Regions from separate parts of the Homo sapiens genome. Here region 1 is linked to region 2. The links are chromatin contacts, found by Hi-C or POLR2A ChIA-PET in ENCODE. All regions are on one chromosome and are shown on one strand. The core of a region is the stretch at or near the end of the contact, and the rest is flanking DNA. Distances in the headings are between cores, read along the strand shown.

Region 1 (6,199 bases), core at 3,110-5,609, 96 kb before region 2:
TTTTTAAGTGAAAGGTCAAGGGACTTGCAGGGTTCATGGGGCTGGAGCAGGACAAGGTGGGCCTTGACCTCAGGCATCCATCTCCATATAGCCATGGGCATGGCTGGACAGACATACAGGTTGGAGTGGCCTGGGCACAGCTGCCAACAGCAGCCCCCCCACCCAGCCCCGACTGCCACACTGCATGTGCTGTCCCTGCTGAGGCTGGGGGGAATGAGAAAGTGGAGTGAAGGCATGGAGAGGGCCTGGGTAAGGGGCTCGGGGCTGGACACCCTAGGCATAGCCACAGGTCCTTGAGCTCCAGAGTATCCTGGTGATGCCTGGGGCAGTTCTTGGGTCTCCCCCAAGAGACTGCTCTGGGGCAGGGTGAGCGAAGTCTCCCCCACTGGATGGCATGCTCTGAGGCTTCCTGGAGTTGTCCCCTGTGGCCTGCCAGGGGCCTGGCCGGTGCTGCAGCCTGAGATTTACAAGCCAGCCTGAAGGCGCAAACAATAAATCAAGCTTGAGTCTGGCCGTGGACTTGTCCTCCCACTGCCTTCCAGGCCTCTCACCTGCCATGTCCAAGCCAGGCACTAGAGCTGGGATGGGAGCATCGGGGAGGAGCCCTGGCCCAGCCTCCACCTTCCTGCTTCTCCCTGTGAGACCCTCTCTCTGGGTTTTCCAGGTACTGAGGCCTGGAGGTTAAGGGCTGGGGCTCTTGAAGCTGTCAGCCTGGGTCCAAGCACCAGAGCCCCTCTATTCCTGGTTGGGGAGCTTGTGCAGAGGCATAGCTCTGAGCATCCATTTATGGGGATAATGGTCACACCAGCACCAGGTGCCCTTGTGGGTTTGCTAAGGTGCTTAAAACAGGGCCTGGGAGGTAAGTTGCTCTTACCTGAGTCCCTAAAACAGAACAGAGGGACAAGGGTGTGGCTTTGCCTGTGCCCCAGGGTTTATCCCTCATTGTGTCTGTCCAAGTGCCTTGGGGAGAGGTCAGGGCAGCCCTTTCCCTAGAGGCTGCTGTGAATCACTGGGCTCAAAGCAGGGCCAGGACAGGGCTGACTGGGGAGGTGCTGGGAGGTGCCCCCAGCCACAGCCCTGCAGGCTCAGGGACAGGAACAGTGATAGAAACCAGCCTTTCCTGTCCCCTCTTCCCACTGTGGCTTTTCCTCCTCTGGACAACCCTATGAAGCAGATACTGTCCCTGTTTAAAGATGAGGTTGCTGATCTCATCCTTAGATGAGGGAGAAGAGGAGGTATGTGACTTGCCCAAGGTCACACAGCTCGTAAAAGGCAGGTGGAAATTTGAACCAGCCTCTCTGGGTTTTAGTGTCTCTCAAGAGCACACCAGGCCCAGTGGCTGGGACAGGACAGGACAGGGTGCTGGGAGTTGGTGAGGCCTGGCAAACCACAGGTGCTCACCAAGTATCATTCCCTCTGCCTTCGGAGGCTAGGGAGAGGGATGAAGGGTGCCTCTTCACTGCACAGGGGCCTGTAGGATGCCCAGCAGGGGCCCACCAGGGCTGAGTGGGGCGGGAGCTCAGGGAGGTTGGTGCCCCAGGTGAGTCCCAAGCCCTGCCCTGGAAGAGGCTCAGGAGATAAGCTGGGGCCCTAGGGCCGCATCTCCTAGCAACATGGCCTTGGGGACCCTGCCTGTCTGCCTCAGGTGCCCCAGGGAGCCCAGCTCAACCGCCATCCCCAGGTGTCTGGCTGAGGAACCTGCTGGGTGGGGGCGGAGCAGAGGGCGAGTGCCAAGCCTGGGCTTAGCCCCCAGGACAGGGAAAGAGGGTCCCCTCCTCCAGCCAAGGGTGAAGCTTCTGGGGTGTGGGGGGCTGTGGGGCTGAGAGGGGAGGGGTTTTCCTCTTCCCCTTCCAGCCGTCTCTCTGTGTCTGTCCCCATCTCTCTTCCTAGTGTGCTCCCTGCATCTGGGAGCTCTCCCTTCTCCCTTCCTCTGCCTCCTGCGGCCGCCCTCACTCCCCCACTTCTCCCTCAGGGTTCGGTTTCTCTGTCTGTCCGTCTATCTCTCTTCCTGTCCCACCCGTCTCTTCCGAATGTCTCTCCCACATCTCTCTCGTGCCCCCGCCCTGTTTCCCGTGTTGCTTTGCTCTGCCTCCCTCTGCCCCCCGCCCCCCTGGCTCTCTCCATCCCTTATGCTGAGGCCTCCCCACCCTCACACTTGTGGCTTCCCCTGTCTCCTGCAGCCTTCAGGGAGCCAGGGAGGCAGCGTAGGTGCTGGTACCCCAGCCTCGGTTGGGAGTCATACCACGGATGCTTAGGGGGTGTGCAGGGAAGCCAGCCTGAACAGGAAGACAAAAATTCACTCATGACCTGGGGCTGATCTTGCCTTCTCTTGGGCCTCAGTTTCCCCATCTGTGAAATGGGTCTAATGGCTTTGGTAGGAAGTATCCGTGTTCTCTAGGCTGTTGTGGATCACAGGCTGTGATAGAAATGGACAGAATGTCAGGCTGAGGTGGTGTAGGGCATCTTCTGGAGAAAGGGCTGTGGTGGTGGAAGCCCTTCTGGAGGATGGAGGCTCATCCTTGTCCTTCTGGCCGGCAGGCTTTGGCTGGCACTGCCCTCCTCCCTCAGGAGTGGTCTTCCTGGGGTGAGTCAGGGAGGCCTTGGCGCACTTGGCTGCATCATGGTGCCCTCTGGTGGCATGCGGCAGAAACTGCTGCCACATTTTGCTCTGCCCTCTGGTCCTGGGCGGGTGTGGACTCCAGGGCTTGCTGAGTGACCCTGGGCCCTGGGAATGCCAGTAGGAGCTAAACTCTACTGTGCACTAGGTGAGTGCCAGGCTTCTCTGCACCACAACTGCTTCTGTGCACTCTCCTATTTCGTCTTCACCCTGCCCCACTATTATCCCCATCTTACAGATGGGAAAGTTGAGACCCAGGGTTTTAACCCAGGCAGTTGGCTCCACAGCCAGCACTCTTGACACCACACTTGGAATTCTGCCTCTAAAATGACTCCAGCAGATGCTACAATCCCACTATCAGTGAAGACCCATTCTTTGGGGCTATTTATTTGTCTAACAAATATGTATTTACACTTGCTATTTTCAGAGCCAAAGGAGCTCACAGAATGCACTTAGCCTGATTGTGTCACTTTACAGATGGTGAAACTGAGACCCAGAGAGGGGGAGTGACTGTCCCATGGTCACATGTGTGAGTATGAGGGTGTATGGTAGGACTAATGGATGGCAGTGCGATTGTCAAGCCCAGCATGTGTGAGGCAGTGTGGGACGGGCATAGGAGACAAAACACGATGAGTGCAGTGTTCTGGGGTGAGGGAGGCCACAGTGGGTAGGAGCTAGGGGCCACCCCACCCTAAGTGGGAAGCACCGCTGGAGGAAATGCATGGGGCAAGGGTGGGTGTGAGCTTGGATATGGGCGTGGCTGGGGTCAGTGTCTGAGCTGTGTGAGGGAGAAAGCGGAAGGGAAATGTCTAGGAGCCAGTGGGAGCCACTGGAGGGGGCCACAGTTTCCCAGCACCTGCCTGGTGCCAGGCAATGCAAGGAGTAGGACAGCCTGTCCTCATGGAGCCTGCATTCCAGGGGCTGAAAGCACAGATCACTCCAGAAACAGGCCTCTCACATCCCATCCATGGTGATGGACTCAGAACAGTGTGGGAGGCAAGGCAAGGGGTCTTGATGGGAGCTCCCTGGGGTGAGTGAAACGGTCTAGAGCTTAGCCTGGGGGGTAGTGACCCGGAGGGTTCAGAGGTAGAAATACATCGAGCTGTTCACTTCAAAATAGTGCCCCTTACTGTATGCAAATCTTACCTCAATTAAAAAAGAAGAAAACAAAAAAACCTAGCCTTCTGCTTTGGGTGGGAGGGAAAGTGGGAGTGGCCAGTAATTGTGGCCTGGGTGGAGAGGACCTAGACAGAGAGGTGCTGGCAGAGAATTCTACGGAAAGTTTGCTGGTGGGAGTGAAAGCTGGAACTCGGCTCTAGGTTTCTGAGGAGCCCCAGGGGATGAAGCTGCAAAGATGTGGGGAGGCTCAGGGATCCTGGGGCATCCCATCTCTGGAAGAGCCTCCCCTCTGCAGAAGTGGCAAGAAGCCCTCCGAGAGTGTGGGTCTGGGATGCTTTTTGTCAAATCTGCAGGTGCCTGGGTCCGCAGTCTACTCCTCTGCTGGGGGTGGAGGGGATCCCCTAGATCTACATTTTCACACATTCCCAGGGTAATTTTGACACTGTCAGCTGCACACCAGTATTAGGAAATCACAGCCTGAGGTTCCTTCCAAGCCCTGGCTTCTGTGAATCCAGATTCTGAGATTTCCTGCACTGGAAAGTCATTTTAGCTAGGCCAGCACTGCCACCGCTGGCCATGGCGAGGCTGAGTCCCAGGGAGGGGAAGTGACGTGCCCATGGACTCACAGCCAGCTTGCATCCAGAGCTGTAACCGGAACCCTGCCTAGGCTGCCAGGCCAGGCTCCCAGCCCCGGCCCGGTCAACTTTGTCATGCCCAAGGAATTCCCAGCTGTCAGAGATGGGCGGGGACCGTAGGCAATGGCAGGGAGCCTGGCAGCTGTAGGTGGGCCCCACCCACCCTCCAGGTGCCCCAGGTCTCCCGGGTTGGTTGGGGGCCATCTCAGGCTGTTGGCTGCTCGGGGCTCAGGCCCACCTCCTGCCTCTGTGGCCCCAAATAGAGCTCCTGGGGGCACTTGGCCACCAGGGGAGGAGAGCAGAACCCTGACTCTGTTCCTAGCAGGGGGAGGACCTGTTGAGTCCTGTCATGTGGGAGTGCCACCCCAAACTCCTGCCTGCAGAACCTCATTGGGATGCTGGTGGCACAGGCTGAGCCGGCAAGGTCACTGGAGAACAGAGCGAGGGTGAGGGCGTCCACCGCCAGCCTGGCACTGCCCCCACTGGCGCCTGTTGGGTCTGAACCTCTGCCTAAGGCAGTTGCTTGCACCTGGCCTCACCTCTGCCAGGGCGTCCTCTGCCAATGACAGCCCTCCCTTCTGTTTTCTCTCCTCCTTCCCTTCTCTACCCCTCCCTCTTCCTTTTCTTGCCTACAGGATTGGGGCCCCATCTACTCCTCTTCCATCCTGAGCCCTTTGGAGACAAGCCGACCTGGTTTGAGCCCCAGCTCCTGCTCCTTCTGCTGCTTAGCTCTGTGACCTTTGGCAAGTTGCTAAACCTCTCTGAGTCTCAGTTTACTTATCTGCAGAATGGGGGGTAATAGATCCTATCTCATGAAGGGCTCGTGAGGATCTTTAAACTGTCTAACCTTGGTTGGGCACTTACTCTGTGCCAGGCACTGTGTGTGTGTTTTACCTGAGTTATCATCCTCATTTTATAGACAGGCAAAATGAGGCTCAGAGAGAGGGGGCAGGCTTGTTCCTGGTTGCTCAGCTGTACGTGCAGAGTTGGGCTTTCTGGATCTAAGATCTATGTTCTTCCCTAGGCAGGTTGGCACTGAGGGAGCAGGCAGGGCCATGGGCAGAGCTGTGACCTCACCACATAGGGAGGTGCTGGGCCTGGGTCACATGCGTAGAGAGATTACGATCCTGGGTGTTGTGAGTCAGGTATCGTCTCCATCTGTAGAATGAGGAAAGTTGTAACCATCCCTAGGTGCGATACCTGAGACTGGATCCAGCTTCCTGCAGTCTCCCTTGTCCAAAGCAGGGACTCTTGAGTTCCGTCAGTAGAAGGGGAGCATGACTCTGTCTTATGGAGACAGTCATACATAGCAAATGTTGACTGTAACCACTATCACAAGTCCTGAGATCTTTGCCTGAGGGATGAAAATGGGGGCGCACAGAATTTTAAGTCCTCACTTAAGGACTTGAACTTACCCCTCCTGAGTAGTACATAGTAGCCCCATCTCCAGAGGAAGAAACTGCTGCTCAGAGTGAGGCCCAGCTTTGTCCCAATCACACAGCCCAGTGGTGGGCAAGGTCCTGCCCCCTCCCAGCAGGCCTCAGAGGGAAGGCCAGGCTGGCTCTCTCCCCATCAGCGGCCGCCTTCATTAGCATTCCGAGGTGCACTGCCCAAGTTGCCATTATGTGGTTGGGTAGATTCACATCTGTAGGTTCTAATTCACCCTAATTGACCCTGCAGGGAATCTTCCAAACTCCTGGGTTTTTACAGCTTCTTGGAGTTTTATTTTGGCTTTTGAAAAATAGTGCATTCATGCCAAACACACAGGGCTATAAATCGATGCTGCTCTGATTGATAAAGTATAAAAAGGCCAGCATGCTGCGTGGCC
Region 2 (6,133 bases), core at 2,661-5,160:
ACTTCGGGACTCGGCCTTCTGCTGGGGTCAGAAAACAAGACAAGGTAAGGTGAAGGTTACATGCTGGGCACATGGGGAGCCGAGGCCTGGAAGTGGGAGGGGGACTCGCCCAAGATCACAGAGCGAGTCCAGGGTCCCGGCTGAGCTGAGCCCAGAACCAAGTTCCTGACTCCCTGCCCACAGATGCTGAGCCAGCTGCCATCTCTGGAATGGGCCATCTCCAGCTCGACAGTGACCATGAGTATGCTCAGGCCCCATGGTCTCCATGCCTCTAGCCAGCATATCTGTCTTCAAAGGAGGGGATACTTGAGCGACGTGGGGCCCTGTTGTCACCCATGAGCCTGGCCTCTATGTGGGTCTGCTGCCTGTCCTGTTCCTAAAATGGTCTTCACCCAGCTTCACTCTTGGACATGAGTTCCCACCTGAGGCTCTTTGCCCTTCTGCTACCTCCAGGAATTTGAATGTGAACCCAAAATTAAAAATCAAGGAAAGATTCCTAGATCAGTGTTCCTCCAGGAGTGACAGGGCTGGGTCATGGCAACACGGGGACAGAGAAGGTGTCGGAAGGGGGTCAGCTGACAATGATGGTGCTATCGGTGGAGGGGTCATGGCAGCTGAGGGGACAGGGATGGTGACTGTGCTCATGGGGTGGCAGCAGTGGTGTGTTGGTGCAATGGTGACAGTGGTGGTGCTGGCCATGGGGATAGTGCTGATGGTTGACAAGGATGATATTGGTTGTGGTGTCTCTGAGAGCACTGGTGACAGTGATATTGGAGATGGTGATGGTTTTGGTTAAGTTGTGCCATCTGCTCAAAGAACACAGGCAGATGGGGATGGGGTGGGGGATGGGGAATTGCACGAGTATTTACAACCTCATCCAAGGCCACACCCCTTGCAAGTGATATGATATCGTTTGGATATTTGTCCCCGCCCAAATCTCGTGTTGAATTGTAAACCCCAGTGTTAGAGGTGGGCCTGGTGGGAGGTGTTTGGGTCATGGGGACGGATCCCTCAGGGCCTGATACTGTCCTCCAGATAGTGATTTCTCATGAGATCTGGCATTTTGAGCGTGTGGCACCTTTCCCCCAACTCTCTCTCTTGCTTCCACTCTGCCATGTGAGATGCCTGTTCCCGCTTTGCCTTCTGCCATGAGTAAAAGCTGCTTGAGGCCTCCCCAGAAGCCGAGCAGATGCTGGCACCACGCTTCCTGTACAGCCTGAAGAACTGTGAGCCTATTCAACCTCTTTTCATTATAAATTACCCAGTCTCAGGAATTTGTTTATAGCAATACAAGAACGGACTAATACGTGGTAGAACCCATTTCCCATGAACTCCAGAGTCCATGCTCTGTGCTTCTGAGGCTAAAATAAAGTTTAATAAGCCAGCTGATTTAGGGCAGCCAGCATGGTGCATGGCACAGTAGGTGCCTAATAAATGTTTGCGAAATTATTAATAACTACTGAGCTGGCAGAGCTGTTTAGTTCCAGGTGTGATACCCAGGAGGGTGTGAACTTGCAACCCCTGCACCCACAGGGGAGAAGCGGCCCAGCCACCAGGGGCAGGAACTCACCCACGGGGAGGCGCAGGTCTCTGGGCTTCTGCTGAGGAGCTTGTGAGGTAGAGGCGCGGGCGGGAAGAGAACCCGTGGGTCCAGCCCCAAGCCTGGGCCATGCTCCCCCGCTGAGGGGCTGCCCGGCCCAGCCAAGGCCCACTTCCCTGGCGGCGCTGACCGTGGTGGTGACTCGGCCTGACCTGGAGACCATCTCCTGGTGGGCGAGTATCTGGGGAGGCCTGGGTCGGTGGTACCCTCGAGTTTGGAGAGCACATGTGCTCGAGGGGCCAGTTCTCTTCCCAGGGGGCAGAGGGTGAGAGGAGACAGCTGAAGTCTTGGAGACCCACAAGGGAGAGCGCCCATGCCCCTTCCTGGGTCCACGTGCAGGCCAGGTGGGCTTGGGGCTGAGGCCTGTGGTTCTCGGGCCGGGGAGCATCGCTGGGGAGATGAGTCGTTTTTGGTTAGCGAGTGTTTGCGGGCTAGTGGTGGACGGCTGCCTGCTTCTTTGCTTGGGGACCACGGTCTTCTTGGGGACACAGGCTTGTAGCTCAAGGCTGAGCCTGTGTCTTTCTCCACAGAGCCCAGAGGGGCCGGTCCCAGCCAGGGGAGGCCCGGCATGCTCTGGCTGGACATGGAGCAGCTGCTGGCTGTCAGGCGCTCAGCTTCCGAGACCGAGCTGCCTCGTGTAGCCTCCGTGCCAGAGGCGGGGGCATCTGGGGGCTGAGGGCCCAGGATGGGTGAGGAGTCTGCCCGCAGTGCATGTGGTGGGCCAGGCGGGGGCGCCTCTGAGGATGGTCTGGACAGCTCATCCTGGCTCTCCTCCTCATCCTCATCCTCGTCTTCGTCCAGGTCTGAGTCTGAGTCCGAGTCCTCCAGGTCCGAAAACTGGTGCTCCTCCACAGCCTCTGAACCCTCTCGTCCTTCCGAGTCCTGGAACAGGTCGTCACTGGTTCCTGAGGGCAAACACAGAAGACCCAAGGTCACAGTTGGGCCTTGGCCCCACTGCCCACACGGCTGCTCCTCTCTGAGCCCCAGTTTCCTTGCCTGCTGACTGGGCAAAATAGCCATCGCAAGGGCACAAGATTGTTGGGACAACCAAGAAACGTAACAGATATGGGAGCGCTTTGTAAATAATAATGAACAATAATTCCCTTATGCCTAGAATGTGCAATGTTCAGTTCTGAGAGCTTTAGGTATATTTATTCATTTAGACCTCAGAGAATCCTGTGAAGCTGGTACTGTTCTCATCCTCATGTTACAGATGAGGAAACTGAGGTAAGAGAAAGTAAGTAACTTGCCCATGGAAGACAGCAGTAGGGCTGGGATTGAGCCATAGCAAAGAAGACAGTCTTTGTTTGTTTGTTTGTTTGTTTGTTTGTTTCACTAGCATCTCAGTGCTGGCTTCACCATGGGCAACTTACCACCTTGCTCTGCTTGGTCTCCCCCTTTGTCGAATGAATGTGATGGTCTCACCTCACCAGGTTTTCTAGGAGGACTAAAATGAAGGCCTGGCACATATTGAGGGCTTAAAAATAATTATAGCTACCATATTAATACATTAATGATGAAATCTGTTATTCCAGGACAGGGCAGTCACACTGGCTGGTCCAGCAGCACAGAGCCATCCGTGGTCAGTGTACACACACATCTGCCACGGTGACCAGGCTCCCGGTGGCTGGCACAATGGCATCTGGCAGGTGGCGGACTCTGGCCTCTGTGGGCGGCTTGACTAAGCTGGCCTCAGGCTGCAGAGCAGGTCCCCATCCCAGCCACGCTCTTATCTGAGGAGCCACTGCCCTTTTGAAGTCCAGGCTGCCTCTAGCCTCGGGGCCCTCCCATTGCCTGCCAGCCCCAGCTCCACCCCATAGTTTTCGACCTACATGTGGCTGAATGCCCACTTTTGTCCACTTTGGACATCTGACTGCTGCATGTTGAGTGACTTGGAAGCAATTGTTCACAAGAGTAAACAAAAAACAAAATTGTGATACTTGTTTCAGATATTGTTGGACATTTAGGTCACTTGCACTCCTTAAACAGACTATAAGAATAATGACAGAGTTATTGAATAGAGTCTAAAAGTGGGGGTTAGGGCTCTGGAATACTAGCCTCCTGGTCTGATTCCTCTGGGATGACCCCAACCAGTCGGGTCACCTCTAACATGTCAGGAGTCTAGTTTGGGCATCTCTGAAATGGACAGCAATCCGGATGCTGGGGAGAGCTCCGCTAACATCTGGCCTGTTCGCTGGCCCATCACTAGACCATTGGAACCTGTTTCTGGTCTGCAGAGTGAGGTTGCTGACAGGTGGGTTGAGCTGGCCAGCCAGCCCCATCGCTCACACATATCAGTACTGCACCCACCTGACCAGGAGGGCTGGCACAGAAACTGACTCAGGCCGCTGGGGCAGCTAGGCTTTGGCTCTCAACCATGCCCAGCTGCCCCGGGGCCAGAAAGCCCGGAACTAGCACTTCCAAGTCACTCAATATGCAGCAGTCAGATGTCCAAAGTGGACAAAAGTGGGCATTCAGCCGGATGTAGGTCAAAAGCTATGGGGTGGAGCTGGGGCTGGCAGGCAAAAGGAGGCCCCTGAGGCTAGAGGCAGGGTGATGAGACCAGAGGAGGAATGAAGGATTAGGATGAGAGCAGGGCTGGGGATGGGGGTGAACTTTGTAGTTATGCCCCAGGCATTTACCTCCCTTGCCTAGGACTTTGGGAGGGGCCTAATTCAACACCTGTTCACCTGGCCCTGCCCCTCATTTACATACAGCAAAATCCAGGCACAGATGACCCAGTGAGAGCTGGTGGCTGAGTCAGAACTAAGGTTTACAGCCCTTGCATTATTACGCTGACAGTTTAAAAATGATGTGCTGCACTAAGAAGCAGGGAATGGTCGGGTTTGAATCTCAGCACTACCACTTCCTTGCTGTGTGACGTTGGATACTTTACTTTCTGTGTGTCTGGTTTCCTCATCTGTAAACTGGGTAGCAATAAAAGCACTCTAGGAAGCTGTTCAGAGGACTGTGAGGGTCTGGCACACAGTAAGTACCCAATAAACTTCAGCTCCTGTCATCCCATGATACCCTGTCCCCCCAGTCTCAGCAGGCAGGTAGCTGGGGTGGGATTGTCAGCATTTTGCAGATGAAGGTCACAGGGGTAGTGTTAGGAGTGAAGGAGAGTCAGGACCAGCGTCTCCTGATGTCCAGCAGGGAGGGCTCCTAAAGATCCTCTTTACTAATGTGGAAGTTGAGACCCAGTGGGGGTAATGGCCCGTCCTGGGCACTCAGTGCATGAATGCTGGAAGCCAAGAGTCCCCTGCCCAGCTCGGGGCTGGCCGGGGCCTCCACATCTGCGTTCCTGCAGGGCGCTGAGGGAATGCCCCTGGCTGGGCGGCCCCGCCCCTGCTGGGATCCAGGCCAACGCTCCACAAATGAGAGAGCTTGAGCGCGCGGCGGGCGCCGCTGGGAGAGGCCACACGGTGGCGCTAGCGCCCAGCCTGGCCAGCACCATGGGCAGGGCCGGGGCGCCTGGCTCCTTCCAGGCAGTTCTCCCACGCGCCACCTCGCGTCCCACAGACACGAACTCCTGCCGCTCCCCCCGGCATCTGTCTCGTCGCGGGAAGTGGAAACTCCATCCTTCAGTCTCTTGGGCCGTAATCCTTGGAGTCCTCCATGGCTCCTTTTCGTTCTTCCCCCTCTCTTCTGCCCCATATGGGGTCATCTGAGCCTGTGGGCTCTCCCTCCGGAACCTCCCCAGAATCCCGCCGCTTTTCCACCTCCTGAGCACACCCGTGCTCCCCGCGCCCACGGCACAGGCCAGAGGACGCCCTGCCTCTCTCCTCCGCTCCAGGGCACCCCCCCATGCCCTTCAGCCCTCAGGCTCTAGCTCTCTCTGAACCGGCTGCCCCCGCGTCCAGCGGGCTCCAGCACGCGGGCCAAGCGCCGTGGCCCCCGGGGACCCCACACCTGCTGCTCCCTCTGCAGGAGAGCTCCTCCCTGACCCCACGTGGCTCCTGACCCCGGTTCCTCCGGGTGGGTTCTCTGCTCACACCGCCCTGTCTAGCACAGCGGCCCTCCCCACGGGCCCCAGCCCTCACTTGGCTCTTCTGCTTTCTCTTTGGCTTCACAGGCAGGGCCCCTGCTCTACTCCACCATCGTTCCTTGCCCAGCTCCCCTGCCATGCCGACTGCCTGAGGGCAGGAGCTGTTTTATTTATTGCGGAACCCCCAGCACCCAGAACAGAGCCAGGCACAGAGACTGTGCCCAGTAATTACTTCTGGAATGAATGCATGGATTTCGTCCTCCGAAAAGTGGCTCTGAGCATCCTCGTTTGCTCCACTGGGAAAATGAGGCTGGGGCAGGGCAGGGACCTCAGGGGAGGGCTCTGGCTTAGGTTCAGGCTCCCCTGGTCCAGCCCACCAGGCAGTGGACTGGCATGCAGCCAGGGTTTTTGTGTGACCTTGGGCTATTTTTACCTGTCTGAGCTTTGACTTCCCTGACTTAACATGAGTGACACAAGTTTCTGCCACCTGTTTTGAGGACTCAATGAGACAACATGTGCATATGGCCCAGTGTATCCTTGACAAG

What was found. A loop is a pair of places that touch in the nucleus more often than their neighbours do. ChIA-PET counts read pairs that join two places held with the same protein, here RNA polymerase II (POLR2A). Pooled maps may share reads with other maps.
Region 1: a loop to region 2 is called in a map of PC-9, with 10 times the contacts of the local background. The contact joins two enhancer-like sites. A Hi-C loop is called at or near these places in 2 of 168 maps with a recorded cell type or tissue (PC-9 and sciatic nerve) and 4 of 50 pooled maps. POLR2A ChIA-PET finds 5 or more read pairs at or near these places in 3 of 52 experiments (GM12878, MCF 10A and PC-9).

Annotation. Positions count from the first base shown.
Region 1 is chr1:41,414,637-41,420,835 of GRCh38, forward strand. No RefSeq gene overlaps it. Among named protein-coding and RNA genes, the nearest start is that of FOXO6-AS1, 42 kb to the left of the region's middle. RefSeq lists a silencer at 4,321-4,615 and an enhancer at 4,321-4,615. Within about 2 kb of position 4,360, at least 16 of the 41 ENCODE cell types and tissues checked have a DNase peak (open chromatin) inside an H3K27ac peak, as active enhancers do; they include PC-9, where a contact is called at or near this core.
Region 2 is chr1:41,511,246-41,517,378 of GRCh38, forward strand. It overlaps HIVEP3 (HIVEP zinc finger 3), which reads right to left. Exons shown (of 9, transcript NM_024503.5): 8 at 1,571-2,505; 9 at 1-21. Among named protein-coding and RNA genes, the nearest start is that of EDN2, 30 kb to the left of the region's middle. RefSeq lists an enhancer at 1,783-2,283 and a silencer at 4,928-5,107. Within about 2 kb of position 3,911, at least 12 of the 41 ENCODE cell types and tissues checked have a DNase peak (open chromatin) inside an H3K27ac peak, as active enhancers do; they include PC-9, where a contact is called at or near this core.